3 separate regions of the Homo sapiens genome follow, and all the other regions are linked to region 1. The links are chromatin loops, found by intact Hi-C in ENCODE. Cell type or tissue: chondrocyte. All regions are shown on one strand.

Region 1 (8,000 bases):
CTAACTCTTCCCCAGGGCCTAGTTAGGGGCGCTTTAAAGATGGCACTTGAGGTGTCCTCAATAGCAGGCTCTTTCCCCTCCATGCTGTGGGCTTAGGGAGCGGGCTCAGCCTCTTGCTCTGGGGTTGAACCCACAGGTCCCGGAAGTGGGAGAGGGTGGGTGGGGTGGTTTGGGAGTCAGGTTTGCAAGTGGGATTGAGAGCTGGAACCAGGAGCCTCCCAACAAACCTGTCATGGTCATTCTCCTTGGAAAGCTTTCTCCAGCTGAGTCCTGCCTCCATCCCTTTCCCCTTGGGTGTTCCACATGCGGGGGCTCACGGTGCAGTAGGAAAAGCATCTCTGAGGCCCTAGTCTGGCTCCTGGACATAAGAGGGATCCTCCAGCTTCCCCAGCATCACTGGTGTTTGAGTCTTTTCTCTGCAGATGCCACCACAGGTTGTCCTGGCGGGGGTCCCTGCCATGAATGTAGACAGCATTTCTCCTCCAGCCCATGTCTGGCTGCTCAGGTGGTGACTCCCACCATGTCAGCCTCACCAACTGCCACCTTGGACAGGGCCTCCACTCCTCCTCGGAGAGATGGACCCGCTGAGCCGCAGACCTCGAGGCTTCCCCTCCCCACACACCTTCCCCTATGTGGGAGCTCTGCGGGGAACTTTCTCTGACCCACTGAGGAGTCGGAGTCAAGGTCTATGGAGAATTCCCCAGCCCCCTCACCCTCAGGAGACAGTCCCTCACCCTCAGGAGACAGCCCCTCGCCCTCAAGAGACAGCCCCTCACCCTCAGGAGACAGCCCCTCGCCCTCAGGAGACAGCCCCCTCGCCCTCAGGAGACAGCCCCCTCGCCCTCAGGAGACAGCGCCCTCGTCCTCAGGTGCACCCCTCTGGAGCTGCTCCAGGAGGTTCTGACGGGCTGAAGTCCCAGGCCCACAGTGTTCTGTTTTGACAATCTCCAAGCTTGCCTTACTTCCCCGCCCTCTCCAGGTGGTTCCTGGGGTCACCTCTCAGACAAACTACTTGCATTCAAGTCCTTGACTCAGGACCTGCCTCTGGGGTCACTGAAGCATGACAGAGGCCAAGTGTCAACCACACAGGGCAGCCGGGAGGGCTTCCTGGCAAGGGGCAGCTTTGGCACCGGCACAGCTTCTGGGACCTGGTGAGGGCCTACCAAGTGCAAGCTGATGTCCTCAGCCTGCCCCCTTCCTGGACCCCCCCGGCTTCAGGATGCTACCGTGAGAATAAGTCTTAGAACAGCCCGCTCTGGCCTTCTCTAGATGTTCCAACCCAGCCTCTGTTTTTGAGAATCTTGAATTTGGAAATTGCGTCACTTGTTTCTGTCTGCAAAGCACTGTCAAGTTTCTTTCCCCTTGTCGCCCTGCTTTGCTGCACTTTTTCTGTCTCTGGGTTTGGAATCTTAAAACAGCCTGTGGTTCTCTTAAAAAAAAAAAAAAATGAGGTTGGAAAGATGACCCAGCCCGAAGACTGTATTTGTGGTGCTTGTTTATTCCTTGAGTGTGCTTCAGGAAAGGGGCTGAATTTACCTCATTCTATTTTGGTCTGGACCTGGAGGCTGGAGGAAATGCGGTCCCCAGGAGAAGTCTAGAAAGATGAGTCTCCCCATCCTCCATGGCTGCCCGCCCACCTCCACAGTGCCAGATGCAGGCAGCTGCCCATCCGTGTGGGATTTCCCCCAGAGCCGTGTCAGAAGCTCTGCAGTGCCCCCCAGATTTTTCTGGGGGGACCCCCCAGAGTTCTTGATGTTTCACCAGAGTTCTTGGTGTGTTCTGTGAGCTGGAATCCAGCTCGCGGCTCAGTTCCACTGGGTTTCTGGATGGATCATGCCTGGGTTGAATGGAACAGTAGAGCCTCCAGTTTTCCAGAAATTCTGGGGCTCAAACCCTGATATCTTAAGCAAAGAGGGACAAGAGTCAGGTCCAAAAGGAAATGTGAGATGTGCTTTCTTCCCAGCTGTTGCTTTCTGCCCACCTGAGTCCTCTTGATTTTTGCCTGATGTGGGGAAAGGAGGTGGCTCCGAAGAGGTGATGGGGACAGTAAATGGGGGCACTCAACCGGAAGCCCATGCAGCCTGGCAGTTTCCAGTGAGGGGTCAATTTGAGGTAATTTGACAGCCCCCTGGTTCCATAGCCAGGCCTGTGAAGGTGGGGGGTATGGAGGTGCCCAGGGGCTGATGAGGGTTTCCCTTCAACTAGGATGTGCAGCTGGGTGCCCATGGCCTGGGAGTGTGGGTGCCCAGTGGGACATAGAGTGGGCTGGGTGGGCTAAGGCCCCAGTGAACTGTGAGTCAGAGCCATTTCTGGAGCTACCTGAATAATCTGAAAAAGTATTTACCATTTCTCTTTTAATAATGTAAACTATTGGAAGTGAAACCAGAAAACCTTACTGGCCATAAGGATGCAGAGGATACCAGCACATTTGTCCAGCGTGCATCTGAGGCCTGCTTTGTGCTAAGCTGTGTGCCTGGTGGAGAGGCCGCTCCAGGGCTGAATAAAATAGGGCTGGTTCTTGCTGACAAAAAGCTTAAAACCTGGCAGGAAAAGAGGAGAACCCAAAAAACTATACAAACAAACTGAAACTCCAGCCCAGATGGCGCAGGGGAGAGGACTTGGGCTTGGAGCGTGTCCGACGTGGATGCACCATTAGGGCATCAGTGGACGCTTCCCTGGGATGCTCAAGAACAGGCAGGTGTGAGGGAGGTGAAAAGGCAGGGAACAGTGTTGCAGGCAGCGGAAACAGCATGTGTGAGGGGCTGTGGTGGGCTGGAGACTGGCACAGATGAGGAGGGCTGGGTGGGAGGAGGCTGTGGAGACAGGGGCCGGACCATCCAGGGCCTTACAGGTTGGATGACCTGGAGTTGACAATAATGCCTCCTCTCTCTCCCCAGTTTCTCGGTTTGGACTGTCAGTTCCATAGTCTTCTTTATCACAGAACACATTAGAGAGCTTTGGCTTTTTATCCTAAGAGCTGATAAAGGGTTTGAGGCAGGGAAGTTAATTGCTCAGCCCCTGCAAGCTGCTGGGGCAGGGGGAGTGCGGGGTGAGAAGAGTGGAAGGGGAACCCCCGGGTTCTCTGGGTGGTAGCTCTCCCTCCACCATCAAACCATCACCGTGCAGGGGTGACACTTTGCTGGAACAAGGCTCTGGGGTGGTTCCATTCACTACCTGCATATCTCTGAGCCTCAGTCTCCCACCTGTGAGAGGGGACAACAGTGCTCGCCTCTCAGGTACCATACGGTTCAGAGGGCTCGCTCCGCACCTTGTTCTAAGATGGTTCCATCTTGAGTTGGGGTCAGCTCACTGCAGCTGTGATCTTACTTTAGAGCCAAGGCAGCTTGAATCCCATGGTGGAAGATTCACACTGACATTGAGGTTTGCTCCAACCAGCTGCGAACCTTGAGTCTCTGGCTTTGCGCTGGCATCTTGAGCATATCTTTCCATTTAACTCATTCTCAGAACAATCCTCATGGCTACCTCCATTTTACAAACAAAAGAACCTGATGGACAGAGACTGACTTGCTCAGGGTTACTTCACTGAAATTTAACTCCAATTTTCCTCAACTCAGAGCCTGGAGCCCTACAGCCTACATCCCTGAGCACCCACTGTGGGACCCGAGGACCACTCTGGGGATTTCATCACAAAGAGGATTCCGGGCCTCTCACCCCCTGATTGTCTCTGCTGGTGGCTGTGTCTCTAATGAGGGAGAGCCTTCCATTTGTCGCTGTATTTCTCTTCCCTCTTGACCCCCAGCCTCTGTGATCCACACCTTGACACAAGTTTGAACGGCTCGTTACTGCGCTCCATTGCCGGAGCAGACATTTCTTTGCAGCAGGACTTTTCAGAGCCTTTAAAGAGCTAAGGTGCATTATGACATCTCTAAGGAGCAATGTGTCATGTGGTGCTTCCCAACCTCATTTCACCACAGAGCATTTTGGATTTTTGATCCTCTCATTTTCCTCTCTTAGCTATCCTATTAATAAGTTGCAGTTTTTGAGACCTTGATAAACTCCAAACCCTTTGTCTTGTGGATGGAGAAACTGAGGGCTAGAACATAAGGGCCACTGACTCGCCTTCTGACTGTGACAACGCTGGCCTCCGGGTGCTGGACGGGCATCTTCCTGACTTTCCCATGAGTGGCTGGGTTGGTGCTGTCTGCAGTCAGCTGGCCCTGCCCAGAGGGAGACAGACAGCCGTGGGGTGGGTGAGAGGGCCGTGGGTGGCCACCCGAGCTCTGTCTGGGGCAGGAGGATATTGTGCCTCTTTGTGTATTTTTCCACCTTACTCCCCAAAGCTTTAATTTTAGCCTTCCTGGATATGCACCGTCTTCAAGAAAGTGTATTTTTAAAAAGCCTTGGACCTCCCTGACTTCCTCTTCCCGTCTGGGGGATGCCAGGGACTGTTCTATGATTTGGCAGGAAAGCAGGGCATTCCCTGAAGCTGAGGTGGGGGAGCCTGGGGCCCGGGCTGAGTCCTCCCCAGCCTGCAGCTCAGAAGGGGCACCCCTTGGACCCGGGAGCTGGCTGCCAGGGTGGGGCCGGCTTCCTTCTGGGCTCCTTTGATCTCCTTCCCGGGCTTCCCTGCAGGCTGGGGTTGCTGCTGGGCTGACTCCAGGTGCACGGCGGGTTGCAGTTTCCCGGCCTGACTCACCGCAGCCGCAAGCCTGTGCTCCCTCCATGACATCATGCTAGCCTGGGAATGCTCTGGCCATGCTCGCTGGCTCGCTCTCTTGCTCCTTTTCTTCTGAGGAATATCCTTGCGGCCCAGCAACCGTTCACAACATGCAGGCCTTCAGAATGTCCGGCCTGCAGTTTTCCAAAGAGCAGCAGAGTGAGGCGAGGGCGAGGGTCAGACTAGGGGTCGGGGAGCGAGTCAGCTGGGTCTGCGAGTGGCAGAGCCCGTCATCTCCACTCCTGCTTAGAACTCCTCCCGGCTTCCCAGCGCTCAGCAAGACCTGACCTCCCGCGGCCAGAGGCCCTGCAGGGGACATCGTGCACCTGTGCCCTCTCCTCACTACTTTCTCATCATGACTTCCGCATTCGGTTCTCTCTGCCGGGAACGCTTTTCCCTGCCCTTTTAGCTGTGTTAGTTCTGCTCATCCTCTGACCCCCTTCGGGAGATGTTTCTATAAAACGTCCTCCCCGCACACCCTCACACCTCACATCTAGTCCTTTTCTTTTGTCTTGCTCACCCAGAGGCCTCTTCCCTCCTTCACGCCACTTAATTAGGGTTTGAATGACCCTCTTGTGTGCTACGCACGCCCAGCCTCTGGACCCGGAGCTCCATCTCTGGCTGCCGCTGTGTCTCTGGCTCCTAGCAGAGCACCTGTGGAGAGGAGGCGTTTCAGTGTGGATCTCAGGAGAGAAACTGTATTCATTCCTCCAGCTGCTGAGCCCAGTGACCGCCAACTTAGTGGCTTAAGACAACACACATTTATTCTCTTAGAGTTTGGGAGGTCTGAAGTCTGAAATGGGTTTTACTAGGCCCAAATCAGGGGGTCCATAGGGCTGCATCTTTTCTGGAGAGCCTGGGGGAGGATCTGTTTCCTTGTTGTTTCTGGCTTCTAGGAGACAGAGCCCCCTTTCTTGGCTCAAGGTTCCCAGCCGCAGTCACACCACCCTGACCCCTGCTTTCGCTGTCACAGCTTATTCTCTGGCCTCCTGCCTCCCCTGTTATCAGGACCCTTATGATTCCTTTGGGCCCATGAGGATAATCCAGGATAATCTCCCAACTCAAAAATCTTTCATCACATCTGCAAAGTCCCTGCTGCTGTGGAAGGTGGCATACCCACAGCTTCTGGGATCAGGGCCTGGGAGGTGGCATACCCACAGCTTCCTGGGTCAGGACCTGGATGTGTCTGAGGGGGTGTTATTCTGCCTACCACATCATCTGAAGTGTGTTTTCCTTTTTTTTGATGGTGGGCCTGGGCCAGCCCCGTCCTCTCCTGCCCTGCCTCCTCTAACTTGGGTGGGGCTCCTGGAGATGGCTTTCTGTGCTTCGAGTAACCTCTGGCCTGGGGCCTGTTGCTCCCAGCAGAGGCGTGTCCTGAGCCTCCCTGCCCCTCAGTTTTTGTACAATCCCCATCCCCATGTAATAGGTGGTATTAAGGTGATATTAAGTGGGGATGCGGATTGTACTGACCTCATTGGAGGAGGGAGGAGGAGGTGGGAGAGTGTCCCTTAAGAGCCTAGTGTGCAGTAGGTGCCCAGTACGAGGTGTCAGGGTGCTGAGGGCCCCCGGCCACCAGCCGGGTGATTCCACATGCGGCCCTTCCAACCCTGGCTTGCGCCTGCTCCCTGAAGGTGGTGGGGGGCTGTGTCTGAAGGTAGCAGAGGGGGATATCAGGCTGGCTCTCAGGCTGTGATGGCGAGAACATTTTTCATTACACTGCCCTAAATTATGGCCCAGAACTGGTGTCTAATCCTCGTTCAGCCACCAGCTGCCCATGCGCAAGACAAAAACTCTCTCATCTTTCCAAGCTGAAAATTAAAATGACCAGAATGGATTTCCAAGGGCCTGTTCTGCTCCTAAGACCCTGGATGGCTGGGCCCAGGGGCAGGAGGCTGAAGGAGCCCCGATGGTGGGCGCAGACAGGATGGGGACTGTCCCAGGTAACGAGACAGTGTGCACTGTGTGGCCATGTTGGAATTCGTGTTTCCTGTGGCTCCAACGCGTGCCTGGGTGCCTCAGGGCCAGAGAGATCCTCAGACTCCCAACTCCGCTCTGTTTTGCCCTGGGGCAGTTTCAGGGCCATCTTCCCTGGATCTGTGTTTGCGCTGAGGCCGGGTCCTGCATCCCACATGGGAGTCTTACTCCCCTGGGAGGCGGGTGGTGGGTGAAGGCCCATGAGGATCAGTCTCTAAATAGCCTCTAGGTAGGTAGCCAGAGGCCAAAAAAAGGACTTCCTGCCTTCCCACGTTTGAGATTTTAAAATATCCCCTTTTCCATTGTGGTAGAACTTTCCAGGGGAAGGTGGGCTGGGAGACACTGGAAACGAGCCTGGGGATGTGCGGTTCCTCGTCCTGCTCCCCTAGAATTAGATTTCAGCCGATTCACCTGGGCGTCCTTGGGAGGAGGCACCTGAAAGCCCAGCAGCACGCTGTCCCCAGGCTGGTGGTTAAATATTAACGCCTCTTAGTGCGGCGGCATTGGGGTCACCAGCGGTTCATGCCTTGCAGAGCAGGGCTATGGGAGAACCCAGTTTCAGAAGAGAAGAGAAGACGACTTTTGGGGTCTTGCTGTTTCTTTAATCAGAAACAGCCTGAGAAAGTGGAAGGATCATCAAGTTTATAGACAACAGACGTGTGGCCTGTCCCCTGGCTCTGCTGCCTTTCTCTGAGATTAGAGGAGTGGAAAAAACTGTCCAAACCCAGGAAAGAAGATGAGAGCCAGGCTTGCCCCCTCACCTAGGTTTGTTCTGCTGTTCAAGTATAACATGGAAATATGTTGCCCCATACAGATCTAGCTTTTTCCAGAAATAGGGCATGCTTACTAAATTGAGACAATATTGACGTACATGTGTTAGCTTGTAAAGGGAAGCAAAATACTTCACAGTGAATTGTTGCTACCACTCTGGTGTGTATGCGTGTAAATGTTTCATGCAGCTGTGTGTACACTTTAAAACAATTGTTAACATAATGGCACCATACTCTATATTTGGGGCTTAGATTGGCCTTATCCATTTTCAAAAAATAGCTTTATTAAGATTTGAAGTGTATAATTCAGTGGTTTTTGGTACATTCAGAGTTGTGCAGCCAACACCACTGTCTAATGTTAGAATGTTTTCATCACCCCGAAAGGAAACTCCATACCCACTAACAGTTACCCCCATTTTCCCTACCTGTCTAGCTGTTGGCAAACACTAATCTACTTTCTTTTATTTTCTTTTTGTTTGAGACAGGGTCTCGCTCTGTCACTCAGGCTGGAGTGCAATAGCGTGATCACAGCTCACTGCAACCTCCGCCTCCTGGGCTCAAGCGATTCTCCTGCCTCA
Region 2 (8,000 bases), 120 kb after region 1:
ACTGGCTCGTGAAACCGAATATGAGGGATCCAAAGACTTTTATGGGGGACTTTTCTGCTTCCAGCAAATTCCAGGACACGATTTTACAACCCCCTGATTCCAGGCCTCCCTTTGCCCCCACTCCCCTTCATCTGCAGGGAAGGTCTGAGGCTTCTACTGAGTGGCGGGTGGGGGGTGTCACTGAGGTGGGGGTGACCAGGCAGGAACAAAGGGGGGGATAGGACAGCTGGGCAGAGGGTGCCCCGGAGATCAGGGCTGAGTCCCTCAGCAGGGTCTCAGGTTAGGCGGCTGCAGCCGGTATACCCGGAGACACAGCAAGACCCAGGCTTGGTCCACATTGGAAGGAGATCCAAGGCCCAGGGACATTGAATTTCCATGAGGAACAGCAAGATCTGTCCACATGGGAGGGCCTGGCCATCCTGCTCCACTCAAAGGGACAGCGCAGGGCAGGGGTGGGGTGGAGACAGAAACACGTATGGAGATGCATAGAGACGCCTACAGACAGACACAGGGAAGGAGCACGCAGACGGGGACACAGCAGCACCCATGGAGGGAGAAGGGACTGGAGATGCAAGGGAAATGCGCTCTGAGAGGCGAAGATGGGGATGAGGCCTCGGAGCAGCCAGAAAAGAGAAGGGCACAGCTGGCATCCAACCTCAGCTGTAGGGTGACATGTGGGTGTTGTTTTACGCCGCCAGGCTCATGGCCATCTGTGACAGAGGAAGCTCTGGGTCTAGAGGGAAGCTCCTCAGGTCTGCACCCTGGCTCTGCTGCTCACTAGCTCAGGCAGGACCCTGACTTAACTGCCCTGTGCCTCAGTTTCCCCTCTGTAAAGGGGGATGGCAACAGTGCCTGCCTCATAGGGTGGCCATCAGGGCTAAACAAATTAATAGATGTGTACACGAGGAGTACAGCCTGCACGTAGGTGCCCGCAGACATGAGCCGTCGCACTGCCCGAGTCATTATTTCTACGTCACACAGGCGTTCCCCTCCCCCACCCACCCTCCCACCAGCCTCGTGGGGAGTTCTCTGAGCATCCATTTCACAGTGCGGAGAGACAAGCACCTCCCCACAAATATTCCTACACAATCACTCACCCCCACCCTCATGCCTGTCCAAGGTCCAGTGAATTTGTCACCCTCCTGGAGTGCCGTGTCCACCCCAGGTGGGCAGGGCTCTGCCCCTCCCACGCCTGGGCAGCCGGGCACCTGGCCTCCCTGCCCAGGGGCTGGGTGCTCTCCCACCAACTCAGGGAACCCAAGAGGGGAGGGTCAGGAGGCTGGTGCGGATGCCCACCGGCTCGGTTCCTGTGCTGCTCTTGGCAGCCCCCATACCCTGGAGTCCAGTTTCCTCTCCGTAAAGCGGGCATCATCACGACAGCGCCTGCTCCCTAGACCCCGGTGCGGATTGAAGGAGGGAGAGCAGAAAAGCAGGCTGGCATCTTCCCGGCTCCCAGCAAGTCTGTGCGGGTGGAAGGGTGGTTGTAATGGATGCAGGCGGTGGGTTGGAAGTGTGTGTGCCTGTGCTTATTCTCCAGCTGGGCCTGCGTGGAGGAGGGGTCAGAGGGGAGGTCCTCCCAGCTGGACGGACTGATCCCTGTCGGGGTGTGTCCCGGCCTGGGGACCCTCACTGCCCTCTGGCCCTGGCAGGACTCGCAGGCCTCTGGGGATGTTATGGCCACCTGGCAGGTCCCTACCCCTCCCCGCAAGTCTGAGGCTCTGGGGTCACCGCTCAGGGCAGGGCTCTTGCAGGGCACCTTGGGTAGGGCACAGGCAACTCTCAGGGGGATGACAGGCCTGTCCTGGCATGCTGGCTGTGTGGAAAGGGGTGTGTGTGACAGTGTTTCTGAGTGTGTGTGTGCACGAGCCTGCATGTTGGAGCGTGCATCTGTATGAGTGTGTGTGTGAGTGAATGTGCAGGGGTCTGTGTGTGAGCAAGCATGTGTGTGAATATGTGTTTCAGTGTGTGAGGGACTGGATGCGTGTGAGTGCGTGAGCATGAGGCTGCGCGCGTGCCCGCGTGTCCCTTGTCAACTGTGAGAGCGCAGGCCGGGGGCACAGTGAGTGCGGACGCCCTCTGGTGGGTGCTCAGCATATTCTCAGCCGGTGGCAAGAAGCGTGCGGGGGAGCGGCTCTCTCTGCAGGCCCTTGCGGAGGGCAAGCTCGTGCGGAGTCGCTCGCTACACGCAGGTCCTGAGAATGAAGCCAAAGCTGTGGTTGCCGAGCGGGCCTGCTGCCCCTGACTCGCCACCCAGCAGCTGTTCCCCGAGCGCGCACTGCGAGTCAGGTGCAGGGACACCGGCTGTGCCCCCTGAGCCTATGCTCTCTCCACGCTGCCCTCCCTGGGCTCCTCCTGTAACCTCTGTCTCCTCCCCTTCCCCCCTCTCCTGGGGGTCCACCTCCCAGCACCCCCTATGCTGTGCCTGACTTCTCTACTGGACCTGAGTCCCGGAGGACCTCACTTTATCCAGCTGCCAGCCCGCTGGCATGGCGAGTGCCTCATATGTGGTCGTTCGATGAACCCCTCTCTGCTTTGGCTGCCTGGCATCTCGTCATTACAACTTTCTCTCCTCCAGGAAGCCCTCCATGATGTCACATCACCCCCTCTCGGGGCTTGTGTCTGCCTCCTTCAGCAGACTGCCTTGTTCAGTACTGTATTGCCTGGCACACAGTAAGTGCTTAGTAAATATGTATTTGTTGAGAAAAGGAATGACTGACTGACTGAATGAATGACTGAATGAATGAATGGGAGGCATGGGGATGGGGAAAGAGATGAGGGAAGGGTAAGAACCCTGACTAATGTGGACAAGTAATGACAATCCCAGCGACCTCCCAACCTTCTCCTTGTTGAGGTAAAGAGCTGCTGACTGGGACCCGGCCTGTGACCAGGCCTGGCCAGCCCGGCAGGACCCAGTAATCCAGAGCCAGCGGCTCAGGTTGAGTCCCAGCCTCAGCACTCACACTTTTGCGGGTGGAGAGGCATGAGTGGGTGGGAGCGAACACAGGTGGAGGGTGAACGCAGGTGGGAGGCGCACGCAGGTGGAGTAGTGCGTGCCAGTGGAGGTGTGTGCATGGGTGGTGTGTGCCAGTGGAGGTGTGCACATGGGTGGTGTGTGTGGGTGGAGATGTGTGTGGTGGTGGAGGTGTGTGCGGGTGGAGGTGTGTGTGTGTGGGTGGAGGTGTGTGCATGGGTGGTGTGTGTGGGTGGTGTGTGTGGGTGGAGGTGTGTGTGTGTGTGGGTGGAGGTGTGTGTGTGTGGGTGGAGGTGTGTGCATGGGTGGTGTGTGTGGGTGGAGGTGTGTGTGGTGGTGGAGGTGTGTGCGGGTGGAGGCGTGTGTGGGTGGAGGTGTGTGTGGGTGGAGGTGTGTGAGGGCGGAGGTGTGTGTGGGCGGAGGTGTGTGGGCGGAGGTGTGTGTGGGTGGAGGTGTGTGTGGGCGGAGGTGTGTGTGGGCGGAGGTGTGTGTGGGCGGAGGTGTGTGTGGGTGGAGGTGTGTGGGTGGAGGTGTGTGTGGGTGGAGTGTGTGGTGGTGAAGGTGTGTGTGTGTGCGGGTGGAGGTGTGTGTGCGTGGAGGTGTGTGTGCATGGCGGAGTGTGTGGTGGTGGAGGTGTGTGGGTCTGGAGCTGCACCAGCTTGTGCAACTGTGAGTGTGTGTGGCAGGAGCACCTGAGTGCGTTCGTTTCCTCTTGCTGCTGTGGCAAATTTTCCCAAACTTGGTGGCTTAAAACAACACTTGATCTCATAGTCTGGAGCTCGGAAGTCTGAAGTGGGCCTCACTGTGCTAAAATCAAGGAGTGGCAGACTGCATCCCTTCCTGAGGCTTTGGGGGGAACCAATTTCCTGGCCTTTTTAGTTTCTAGAAGCCACCACATTCCTTGGCCTGTGGCCCCTTCCGCCCTCCCCAAATCCAGTGGTGGCCGGTGGAGTCTCTCCCTGCATCACTTCAACCTCCGCTGCTCTGTCACATGGCCTTGGTGTGACTCTGACCCTCCTACCTCCGTCTTATAAGGAATCACACTGTGCCCACCCAGCTAACCTGGGAATATCTCCCCACCCCAGGATCCTTAATTGAATCACACCTACAAAGTCCCTTTTGCCATGTAAAGTGACATGTTCACAGGCTCTGGACATTATTCCGTGAATCACACTGGGTAGATAACTTCCCACTCTGAATCTCAGCTCCTGCGTCTCGAAAACAGGTATGAGCTGTGCTGGCCTCGGAGGATCCCAGCTCCCGGGCTGTGTGCACCTGCACGGTTCCTGCCTCTGGATCTGCGGGAAGTGCAAGGAGCCCTGGGGGTGGGGAGGTTGTCAGGGCGTGGGCCCAGCTCCCTACCGGTGCCGTGCCACTTAGACACCTTCTGTGAAAGGCCTGGTCATAGCAGCAGTGCCTGCTCCAAAAGGACTGTCCTGGCACCTCGTCAGAACCGTGAGGGTCCCCACTGTTGTAACTTTGTCAGGACACAGGCAGGGACACCTGGCGCTGGGCAGCCCCTCTCCTGCCTGTGTCAACCCAAGGGCCTCCTCCCTTACAGGTGGCTGCTGCCCTCTGCTGGCCGCCGGGGGGTCCTCCAGGGTGCCCTGTGGCTGCTTGGGGCAGCCTCTTCCTGGTTCCCCTGGGGTTGGGGATCTTCCTGGTCCCCACTTTGGGGTGGACTCAGGCATGTGCACCTAGAGGCTGTTGTCAACACTGCTATTAATAGAAGGCCACCTCCTAAGGTGAGGCAGCCCCGACTCAAACAACGCCTGGCTCTGCTTCAGGCAGGAATCATGGCCACTCAGTGGGTCTCCTGGTCACTGTCCGGTGGTCAAGTAGCCTGATATCTACTCACTGGTGTCCTGGAGCCACCCAGACTTGTGCTCTGGCCCTTCCTGGCTGTGTGACGTAGAACAAATTACTTTACCTCTCTGAGTCTTGGTATCCTCTTTTGAAAAATGGCATTAGTATCTGCCTTGCAGTGCTGGAGCCATATATATACTAGAAAACATAGTCTCTGACATTTGTTGAGCATCTACTATACACCAGGCCCTGACGCCCTTCCTGCATCATCATATTACCTCCTAACTGGGCTTATCAAATCTTTTCAAGAACCTTAGCAAGGAGGTGCTGTTCTGATCCCCATTTTACCGATGAGGAAAGTGAGTCTGGAGACCTGAGGTCTCCTGCCCCAGGTGTACACAGCCAAAGTGGAAAACCAGGATGCAAACTCAGGTCTGTCTAGACCCACAGCCTCTTCTTTTTACCCTGTGTCTCTTGCTTTCTGGTCTCAGCAGAAGTCCAGATTGGCTAATACATATGTTTTTGATCGGTTTAAAAAAAAAAACAAATAAAATTAATGACTTAATGAAAACATTTTGTTTGGTAGCCATTTTCTTCCAAAATAGGGGGTGGCCAGGATATTATAAGAGGTTCTCAGGGCTTGGAGTTGGGGACCCCAGCCTTCAATGCGTGTCACCAGGACGTCTTCAGCAATCCTTCCTGCTCAGCCCCCTGCCTTGACATGCAGCGAACAACAAAGATCTCTGGGAGCAAAACACTCTTGGATCCTAAAACCCTCAAGAAAAGACATCCCGTCCACCCCTTCCCACCCATGATCACCAGTTGCACAAGTCTCCTTTGGAGTTTTTATTGTCAGCTCTTTCTAGTTTCAAAAAAGCTCCTAAAACCAATTCTACTTTGGGTAACTTGGCTTTTGTAACAGCAGAAGCAATGTTTGGATTCCAATTAGCAAACCGCAAATCCCTGTGGCAGCCTCTCTTTTGGGGTGAGTCTAACAGCATAGAATCCATTAGGAAAGGCTTAAAAGGAACATAACGCTTAGGGTCTATTCCGTGCCAGGTGCTTTGTGTCTATTACCTTGTTTAATCCACACAGAAACGGTGAAAGGTTTGACTTTTTACAGACGGAGGAACTAAGCCTCAGAGAGATTAGGGGGTCCCCAGGGACACATGGCTTGTCAGAGGCAAAGCCAGATTTGAACCAGATACCTCTGTGTTCCCACCTGAATGATTCCACCCCCGACACCAACCCCTTTCTCTATGTGCTCACGGATGGCCCTGTCCTGCCCTGGTCATCCATCTGAGTCCAAACCAGGGCTGGCAAACTTTCTCTGTAAAGGACCAACTAGTAAATACTTTAGGCATATAATCTCTGACACTGTAGTGTGAATGCAGCCATAGACTACAAGCAAGCACAAGGATGTGGCTATTACAAGAGCAGATGGCGGATGGAATTGGCCCCGGGCCATCGTTTGCCACCCCTGGTCTTAGCCAACCAGAGCAATCAATTCCTTTTGCCAAGTGTCGTTAGGAAGAGACACAGGCTGAAGTTCATAAGTCCAGAGGGGACGTCCACAGAAGGAATTTGGGAAGCGGTTTCTTTAGTCTTAAAAAGAGACTCTAGAAGGAAATGTTTATTCTCTACATCTGGACATAGCTAGTGAGGAGGTGATGGCTGGAGCTGGTGCAACCCTCGTGCGCCATGAGGAGATGAGCCTTAGGACCAAACTTGACATGTGGAGGGTAGAAGGATCCTGGGTCTCTGATAATGTCACTGAGTCCATCAGCGAGCAACCTGGCACTGCCACCCTCCTCTGGATTCGTGATGAAAATGATAAAGAGTTATTAAAAGCATCTCTGGTAGAAGTGTGTTCCTTTGTAGCTAAAAGCCTCCTGATTCCTGTCTTGCCTGGGTTTATTCTGTACAGTGCTGAATAGAAGAAATGCCAACCTGATTTTATTCCAGAGGATTTCAGTGGCAGCCTGTGAGTCAGCCTTGTATGCACAAAGCCACAGGTACAGATGTGTGTGGAAACGGACAGCTTCCCAGCAGTAATTTTTGATTTATGTTATTTTTATAAATCATTATAAAAAAACAATTCTGGAGCCTGCGCTTTCGAGTCTCAATGCGGAGCAGGTGTGTGTCTGATCATAGAGAGAGGTGCAGCAGGGTGAGCTCTCGTCAGCCCTCTCAAGCCACCTGGTTGGCAGGTAGGTGGCGTGGGAGCTTGCAAAGACAGCCCAGCATGCGCACAGGCTCCCTTGAAGGAAGGGCAGGAGCAAGGCCGCAGGGAGGCGGGCGCGGCTGTTCAACAGCAGACACGTGACCAGGGAGCACGCACAAGTGGCTGTTCAACAGCAGACACGTGACCAGGGAGCACACACGGGTGGCAGTAGGACCACTGAGGTCTAGAGGTCAGGGACGCCTTCCTGAAGGAAGAGGCCTCTCAGCCAAGCCCTGAAAGGTGTGGGCGGTTAGAAGGGAATGGGGAAGGGGTCGGGGTTGGGGTGGGGAGAGCTTTCCACCTAGACAGCAGCTTTGCACGGGCCATGTGAGAAGTGAGACGGTGCAGGATTTCTTCAGGGAGCCCCTGAGACAGCGAAGTTGCCGCAAAGCTGGATCTTACGTTCTGATGCTAACATTTGCATTCTGTTAACACGATTTTTGAAAATCTCCTGTAATGTCGATAAGTAACAGCGTTCACGCATTTGTGAGCATGACTTTGTAATGGCAAAACCCTGGGATAGAGCAGTTTTCTCAGCCATGGCACCATCAGCCTTCGGGGCTGGGTAACTCACGGTGGGGGCGGCCAGTGCATTGTGGGGCATCTGCAGCATCCCTGGACTCCACCCACGAGATGTCACTAGCAATCTTCCCTCCCAGTCAGGAAAACCAAAAATGTCCCCAGACATCAGCTACTGATGCCCCAGGGGGGCAAAATCCTCCCCAGTTAAGATCCCAGGGCTAGACTAAAAGAAGGCAGGTCTGTCCACTAGAGAATGGCCTGGGTGGGCAGAGCGTCCTGCCCTGGAAGACTCAGCCACGTTTCTGGTGATGAACGGCCGGTGAGGAGTGGGGATTCGGAAGTGCTGCTGCCTACCACAGGGGTTGCTCCCGTTGTATGTTACTATTGAGCCTGTGGACCCAACACACACTCACAGATGTGCTTGCTACTCAAGGATGGAACAAGGTCATGGCAGCAGGCACCCTTGGTTGCCTTCCT
Region 3 (8,000 bases), 120 kb before region 1:
GTGAGACCCTGTCTCAAAACAGCAACAAAACAACAACCACAACTTCTATATAGTGTTTCTGTATTAATTTTCTAAAGCAAACTATAAATGAAGCCCTCTGACCTACATTTCTTATTGTTCATGATTCCCCATCTTACACCCTGCTCCACCATCCTTTTCATCTGCTATAAATTTCACCATGCATCAGAATGCTTGGAGGATCCCACCCCTAGAGATTTTGGCTCAGTAGTTCTGGATGGGGACTGAGATTTGCATTTCTAAGAATCTTCCAGATGATGCTGATGCTCCTGGCTTAGGACCACACTGTGAGACCACTGGTATATGGTAATTGTAGACACTGGTGGTGACATTTATTGTTTCCATTTCTCCTTATGGTGGGAGAAAAGGGATTAGAAAAGTCAGAATTCAAGGCTCTATATAATATTTCGAGTATATTTGGTGATCAGACAGCGTTGTTGTCACCCCAGAGCCCCACAGTTCCTTCAGTATGCCAAGAGAGTGCAGGATAATAATGCTGCTTGCCCACAGCTAATCCCACTCTGTCATCTGTGTTTGCACTGGTCATACTGGGAGCTGGAGTCACAGCCACCGACACACAGATTGCTCCTAGAATAGGATACTAGGCCCTCAGGTACACTTTGGGCACTCTCAGCCTGCTTGGGGGTGATTAATAAATGCAGAAATCACCTCAATGAATATAAAATGTCTAAATAATAAAAAAGGAAAACTGCTTTTCTATACTTACCATAGATCCATACTTATAGATGCACATTATTTCTATGCCTGTTAAAAGAAAGTTAACTATAAAATTAGTCTCCTTACATATTACAGGTTAATTTGCACTCTCAAATTTTATCTATCTATAATTTTAATTTTGTGGACATCACCAGTGAAAAATTTATCATTCTCAGTTTAATATGACAAAGTAACGATAAATTGTGTCAAATAATTATAGACCAAATTTTAATGTAATCATTTTCTTTTAAAATGTTTCATAAGTGTCCCGAGAGTAGAAAACACAACTACAGGCTGGGCACGGTGGTTCCTGCCTGTAATCCCAGCACTTTGGGATGCCGAGGTGGGCAGATTACCTGAGGTCAGGAGTTCGAGACCAGCCTGGCCAACATGGTAAAACCCCGTCTCTACTAAAAATATAAAAAATTAGCCAGGCATGGTGGCATGTGCCTATAGTTCCAGCTACTCAGGAGGCTGAGGCAGGAGAATCACTTGAACCCAGGAGGTGGAGGTTGCAGTGAGCCAAGATCGCGCCATTGCACTCCTGGGTGACAGAGCAGGACTCAATCTCAAAAAGAAAAAAAAAAAAAGAGGAAGAAAACACAACAACAAATATGATTTAGTTATGACTATTGTTGTAAATAGTCCAGTGATAAATTACCATGTGGATCAGCATCTACAAGAGTGAAAACAGGAACATGAAATGTATCCCACAGTTTCTTGACTAAAAGTCTTGTGTTTAGATCAGGAACTCCCTTTCCCTAAAAGGAAGATGAAAATTAAGAATTTTAACTTCAGTAGAATAAAATGGTTACAATTATACTCTTATTAATAATTTAAAAGTTAGGCTGGACGCAGTGGTTCACGCCTGTAATCCCAGCACGTTGGGAGGCCAAGGTAGGGGGATCGATCACCTGAGGTCAGGAATTTGAGACCAGTCTGGCCAACGTGGTGAAACCCCGTCTCTACTAAAAATACAAAATTAGCCAGGTGTGGTGGTACACGCCTGTAATCCCAGGTACTCGGGAGGCTGAGGCAGGAGAATCACTTGAACCTAGGAGGCAGAAGTTGCAATGAGCCGAAATCACGCCATTGCACTCCAGCCTGGGCAAAAAGAGTGAAACTCCACCTCAAAATCATAATAATAATAGTAATAATAAATTATAGGTTATGCTCATACAACGGTTAGTACTCTGCATGTGGCCACAGCAACCCTGGTTCATATCTGAGTCACAGCACCAAAAAAAAGGGTTACATCTTCCTACCTTGGATTTCAGGTGCTGAAAGACTGGTGTTGACTGTGAAAAAAAAATGTACATTATATACAAACAGACTGAAGGACTGGGAATTATGCCAGTCCTAGGAAATGGTCCTAAGGAAATATTTCAGCAAAAACAGAAATAATAAACATCCTACATATTTAAAGATGCTCACTGAAGTGTTATTTAAAATGGCGCAAACTAATATAAATAGCCAAAATATCTAACAACAGGGATGTGGAGAGGCAGCATAGTACAGCGGTGATCTGCAGCAGTTGCGGGGCTAGGCAGCCTGAGCTCGCATCTCAGCTCTGCTACTTCTTAGCAGCATGAACTTGAATGAGTAACAAAACCACTCTGTGGTTTGATGCTCTGTAACAACATATGAGATTATTATAGGAATTAAATTATTTAATAATCATAAAGCACTTAGAAGAGTACCTGGCTTAAATTTAGGGTTTAATAAAACTTAAATGGTGGGATAATATTATGAAGTCATTAAAATAATAATTATGTAGAAAAGTAAATTGAAGAGTGTTACAACAATGTTAGAGAAAAGCAGAAAACCAAATGAAACAGAGAGCAGAGGAAGAGCGCAGAGTAGCCCTAGAGATTCAGAATGGGCTTCGGGTCACAGCTCCGAGTTTGAATTCCCTCTCTGCCCATCATCAGTGGTGTGATGTTGGGCAAGTTTCTTAGTCTCTTTAGGCCATGGCTTTATCTATAAAATCAGCATAAATATGCCTATCACACCAAGTGATGGCATTATAGCAACATGGATTTCAACTATTCAAATCCAGTCCTGGTTTTGAATAGCCATAGAGACGTGGTAAAATACCTTCCTGCATTCCAGTACCCCATTATTAAAGTGACGATGATGTTAGTACCTACCTCCTAAGGCCATTGAGAGCCTATACAAGTTGACATGTGATAAACACCAGTAAATGTGAACTCTTACTATGTCAAGTGCTTAGCAGGGGTCCTAGCTCATCGTGAGTATTTAGTGTATTTTCATAATGTTCTTTGGGAAAAATAATAGCACATGAACACAGTAGAGGAGTCAAACAGGGTTAAAGGACCTGGTGAAAAATGGCTCTTCCTAATATGGCCCTCGAGTCCCAGCCTCTTCTTGAGAGGCATTTGCGAGAGATGTTTATGGAGGCAGTGAGGAGCGCTGCCCTGGAGAGGAGGCGGAATGGAGTCTTAGAAGGGCTGACCAGTTCCACAGAGGCATCCAGATTTGGAGTAGAAGTATCAGACAAAACCAAAAGTTTTTGAACTGGCAAGGAGGGAAATGACAAGTCTGGTGTGGCAGGGATGAGAGATAATTGAAGTCAGGGGCCTGTCTGGAGGCTACCAGGTGGTTGTCTTGTGTAAGAATGAAAGGGGAAGGATTAAGGAGAAAGGGCTGAAATGAAAGAGATTCCCAAGGCCAATTCAAAAGGACTTGGTGACCATGGGATGTGAGGAGTAAGTCAAACTGACTCTGACGTGTGGACCTCATTGCAGTGTCTGCACTGATAGCCACAGGACAAGTGGCAGGAACACTCAGCTTTTCAAGGAAGAAAGCTTTTGAGTGTGGTTTTAGAAACATGAACTTATCAAGGTTACAGTGCTCTATGATCATGCCATGGTACTTCGGCCTGGGCAACAGAGCGAGACCCTGTCTCTATTAAAAAAAAAAGAACTTGAGGTGATAGCCAGCTTTGAGGATGTTTAAATAAACACATTGGAAATTCCCGTTCTATGATCCCAAAGGATGCATTATATTGAAAACAGGACATTGTGTAGATAATATTGTAAATCCTCTTACCAATCACCATAACAGTATACATTAGTCTTGGAATTGTAGTAAAGTTAGATAATATACCGTAATCATGATGCAAGGAGACAATTTGTTGCAAAAGTTGTCATCTAGGAGCCGCTGAAATGTTGCATCTTTTTCTACAATTAATACAAACTTTGCATCTGTAACTAAATCTGTGAAGTTAAGGCTGATAAATTGAAAGCAAGAGTATTTCAATTTAATCACCAACTAAATTAAGGTGCCATATAGATAATTCAAAAGCAGCTATAGATACAACATTTTAGTTTGTACCTTCAAACATATAAACACATCTATTCATATATTCAGATATCTGTCTCTTCCACTAGATGGTGAGCTCCTAAAAGAGTACTAAAGAAGGGACCATGGTGTGTTCATCTTGACTGCTACAGGGCCTAACTTGTTCCTTACACATTATGAAGGCTTGGCTTACCAAAGGAATTAATGAATGAATGAACATTCCAAAAGTTTAAATAGTTTTCCCACTTAAAGGATACTCCGAATTCCTTGAATATTCGATGGCACAGCAACAGCCTTTTAAAAAAAAAGTTTTTATCTTACATAAAAAGCAAAATAACCACATTTTTAGTTTATCACAAAGCCCTCTGTTTTTATTTTTCTTTGACCATACCAGTCATCAGAGACTTCTTCCTCTGTTAAAAAATAGTAGAAAACAGCTTTACCCCTCAGTAAGAAAACCGGCACATGACTCACAGCAATTCTCCCAACAGGGGTACTAAGTTTAGTACTGTGGGCTCTCTTTGTATCAAAGCCCAGCAAATAGTTTAGTATTAAAAATATTACTTTCAGAACCAGAAAATTTTATGAACATTACTAAATAACATGCTAAAATGACCAAGCCACACTTTATCTGAAAATAATAGTGCATTTTTAAGAGTTATATTTGTATGTTTATTTCAATCTGACATTTGACAATTAGCATAATTTGAAACTATGTAATGTACAGTTCTGTAAAGCATATTCCTATCCATCTTTCAGTTTTATTTTGAAATCTTAAGCTCTAGGTTACATAATAAAGCAAGAAATAAAATTATGCTTCAAAACTGAAGGAGCTAGAAGAGTTAAAGCTGTGAAAACTTCAATGATGCTTCTTACCGTTGCACCACAGGTACAATTCACTTTGGTGCCATCTTCCTCGATGTATCTTAAGTTGCCAGCAATTAAACCTTTTGATGTAGATAACTGCAAAAAATAATAGACATATTTGAAACCTGCTTCACGAATATGTTTTATGCTATTAAGTCACTCCTTGTGTTCATCTGCTGAATTACTGGCATTTTCACTTGGATTGAAATTTCAGAGATGAAAGAGAAAATATGTAAGGGATTTAGGAATTAAAAATATTTGGTAATTCATCAGTTTGGTCCATTCACCCAAAGGAATATATTGAGAATCTATTACTTAAATTTATAGTGAGAAAAATGCAAGCATCAAATAATAGCAAAAGAAGACTATATTATGTTTTAAAATTATGTTTTGTCTGGGCGCGGTGGCTTACGCCTGTAATCCTAGAACTTTGGGAGGCCGAGGCAGGTGGATCACGAGGTCAGGAGATCGAGACCATCCTGGCTAACACAGTGAAACCTAGTCCCTACTAACAATACAAAAAATTAGCCGGGCGTGGTGGCAGGCGCCTGTAGTCCCAGCTACTCGGGAGGCTGAGGCAGGAGAATGGCATGAACCCAGGAGGCAGAGCTTGCAGTGAGTTGAGATCGCGCCACTGCACTCCAGCCTAGGCGACAGAGCAAGACTCCGTCTCAAAAAAAAAAAAAAAAATTATGTTTTATACAAACATTTTGTTTTAAAATAAAATGTTTTGTATTAGGTACTACTTACTATATGTAGACTCCTCCTTGACACTTTTAACATGCAAGAAATGTCATTGATAATATTGTCGACGACAGTCTGGTTACCAAAGAGTTGACTGTCAGTGTAATATATGTCCCTATGAAAATTTAAAATACATATTTTTAATTAACTATATTCTTTTTGAATATGACAAGTATTACAGTGTTAATTGAAGAAAGCTTTAACTGGATGAAAACACAACATATAAAGAAAGTAAATTATGAGCTATAGTTTAGTCTTATGTAACTTTTCAAAGCATATAATAAAAGTTAATCCAACTATTTCTCACATTACATTTTGAAGAGTAATTTACTAGAACAATATATTTACCTTTTGGTTGCATAAGTGTTGCTCTGTACTAATTTATAAATCATGGACAATATTTTAAGGATTAGAGCTGGAAAATAAAATTCAACAAACAAGTTACTCATCATTTCTCTTACTGATTCAAAAGATACTGCTATCAAGGATTTTAACTTAATTTTAGTTAACATTTAAAAAATTATCTTTCCAAAATGGGAGGGTTAAGTACAGAACAATTACCTGCAGAATCAGTTAAAATTAATTGCTCTATGGATAGCAAAACTGAGAGGATAATTATGCACTGAACCATATACCTTGAAAAATGTTTATGTTGATAACCTACTTCCATAGTTATTGACAATGAAAAATTATAGAAATTTATTTTATGTATGAAAGTGATCTATTAAAAACAGGTAAAATTATTTAACTAGCAACAAATAAAATTGAGAAGATAACAAAATTTATTTATCCTTTATTACCAAAAGCTAAGAACAATTAACTTACAAAATTTTTGAGCTGATTTTGGTGAATCACTTTTGATCTTTCTGGTGGTGCAATGGGATACCATCTGAAGACCCACAGAATCTTCAAACCTGTCATTTTGTTTAAAGCAAAGGAAAAAAGTGAAAAAGACAACTTCTAAACACCAAACAATATATACTTATGGTCTTCTGCACATCATTTAAAACCCACATTTCTTCTCAATTTAAGCACTGAAGCTTTAGGATCAACTGGTTTGAGAGCATAGATCATTCCAGGTGATAACTAGGAAATTAGGTTTGTGACATACAGAGGCACTAAGATAAACCATTTAACATAAATGAGCTAACACCTTTGATTAGGGGGTGTGGGAGTGTGTTTGTGTGTGTGCATACTTTTTTACTGGGAAGACATTTTTAGTGTATGTAAAATGTTTTCAAATATTTCACAATTAGTACTTTACTCATTTTAATAACCTACTCATTTAATAATTTTACTCAATTTAATAAGCTTTGAAATGTTTCATTTCTGATTTACCTGCAAAATTACATTACATAAAATAACAATTTTATTAGGTTAAGTTGAACTGCCAAGCTTCCCCTAAAGGTGGCAGAAGGCACCAGGTGGATATGTCAGGTGTAAGCTGCTTCAAAGCTAGATAAAATCCATCTTTCAAAACATGACTGAAAAGTATACAGCTTATATTACTTATATAGATCATAAAACAACAGTGATGAAGGAGACTCAAAATTCCTTTCATTTTGTTTCTGTATCTCTTAAAAAATATGAGAGGCTGGAAAAAACCGGTATAACTAGGTTCAAGAATTCTGATAAAGCTGTTTGCTGATTTTACCCTTTTTGGACACATGATTTAGCAGGGGCAGAAGATCTGTCAGGAGAAAGCCTTAAATGTGCTCTATGTTCAGGATACTTTTATTTTGGTCTGGTATCAGGATTGGTTATATTTCCCCTGAGCAAGTGGTTTGCTTTTGTGGCATATGTGAGAATTGCACCCATGACATCTCCCCCTCTGACTGCTAGAAAGCTTAGCTCCAAGTATGGTGCCTATTCTTAGCAAAATTATGAGACTTTATCACATGCATTTGGAATTCTAACCTCTTCTGGTGCTCCATTCTGTTGGTGCTAGCATTGTTTTCCTTTGCCTCATCTTTCACACCTACTTCTAGTTTACATAACCTCTCTGTATGGTATGTATTTCGTAAACTTCCTAAATCCTTTTTTTTGGCAAGGTAAAGGCAATAAAATGAAAAAAATATGACCAGAACTCTAATTCAAATAATTTTAATAATGACATAGATATTGCATTTAAAAAATAAAAATGCAAAATGCCCACTTTATGTTTTCCCAGCTTGATCTGTTGTCTATCGTGAATGCAGGTGCTTCATTTCTTGCCAAGCTTGTGATTATGTCTTGGATAATATTTTCTATAGATGCAAGAACCTCAGAACTGAAACAATAAACAGAGCATGATTCCATCTTAATCATAAATTTTGACTTTTTAATATGTA

The links. A loop is a pair of places that touch in the nucleus more often than their neighbours do. Peaks named below come from ENCODE experiments on the same cell type or tissue, not always from the same donor. Only the 100,000 strongest peaks of a DNase experiment are listed, where the experiment ranks them.
Region 2: a loop joins it to region 1, with 2.8 times the contacts of the local background. A loop is called at or near these places in 4 of 110 quality-filtered maps.
Region 3: it touches region 1 in a loop (2.1-fold over the local background); 4 of 110 quality-filtered maps call a loop at or near these places.

What each region holds. Positions count from the first base shown.
Region 1 is chr20:57,209,345-57,217,344 of GRCh38, reverse strand. The region is part of intron 2 of BMP7 (bone morphogenetic protein 7); the gene reads left to right. BMP7-AS1 (BMP7 antisense RNA 1) reads right to left here and starts at 3,649. Exons shown (of 4, transcript NR_110631.1): 1 at 3,269-3,649; 2 at 2,850-2,977; 3 at 2,397-2,540; 4 at 1,479-1,837. In chondrocyte, no CTCF peak of the experiment used is centred here; DNase peaks (open chromatin) are centred at 3,175 and 4,171.
Region 2 is chr20:57,086,352-57,094,351 of GRCh38, reverse strand. No RefSeq gene overlaps it. Among named protein-coding and RNA genes, the nearest start is that of BMP7-AS1, 120 kb to the left of the region's middle. In chondrocyte, CTCF peaks have their summits at 2,083 (motif pointing left) and 4,553 (motif pointing left); DNase peaks (open chromatin) are centred at 3,051 and 4,431.
Region 3 is chr20:57,331,772-57,339,771 of GRCh38, reverse strand. It overlaps SPO11 (SPO11 initiator of meiotic double strand breaks), which reads right to left. Exons shown (of 13, transcript NM_012444.3): 2 at 7,826-7,939; 3 at 6,496-6,584; 4 at 6,019-6,085; 5 at 5,677-5,785; 6 at 4,936-5,022; 7 at 4,317-4,353; 8 at 3,865-3,974; 9 at 1,397-1,496; 10 at 746-783. Among named protein-coding and RNA genes, the nearest start is that of SPO11, 6.0 kb to the right of the region's middle. In chondrocyte, CTCF peaks have their summits at 4,154 (motif pointing right) and 7,076; no DNase peak of the experiment used is centred here.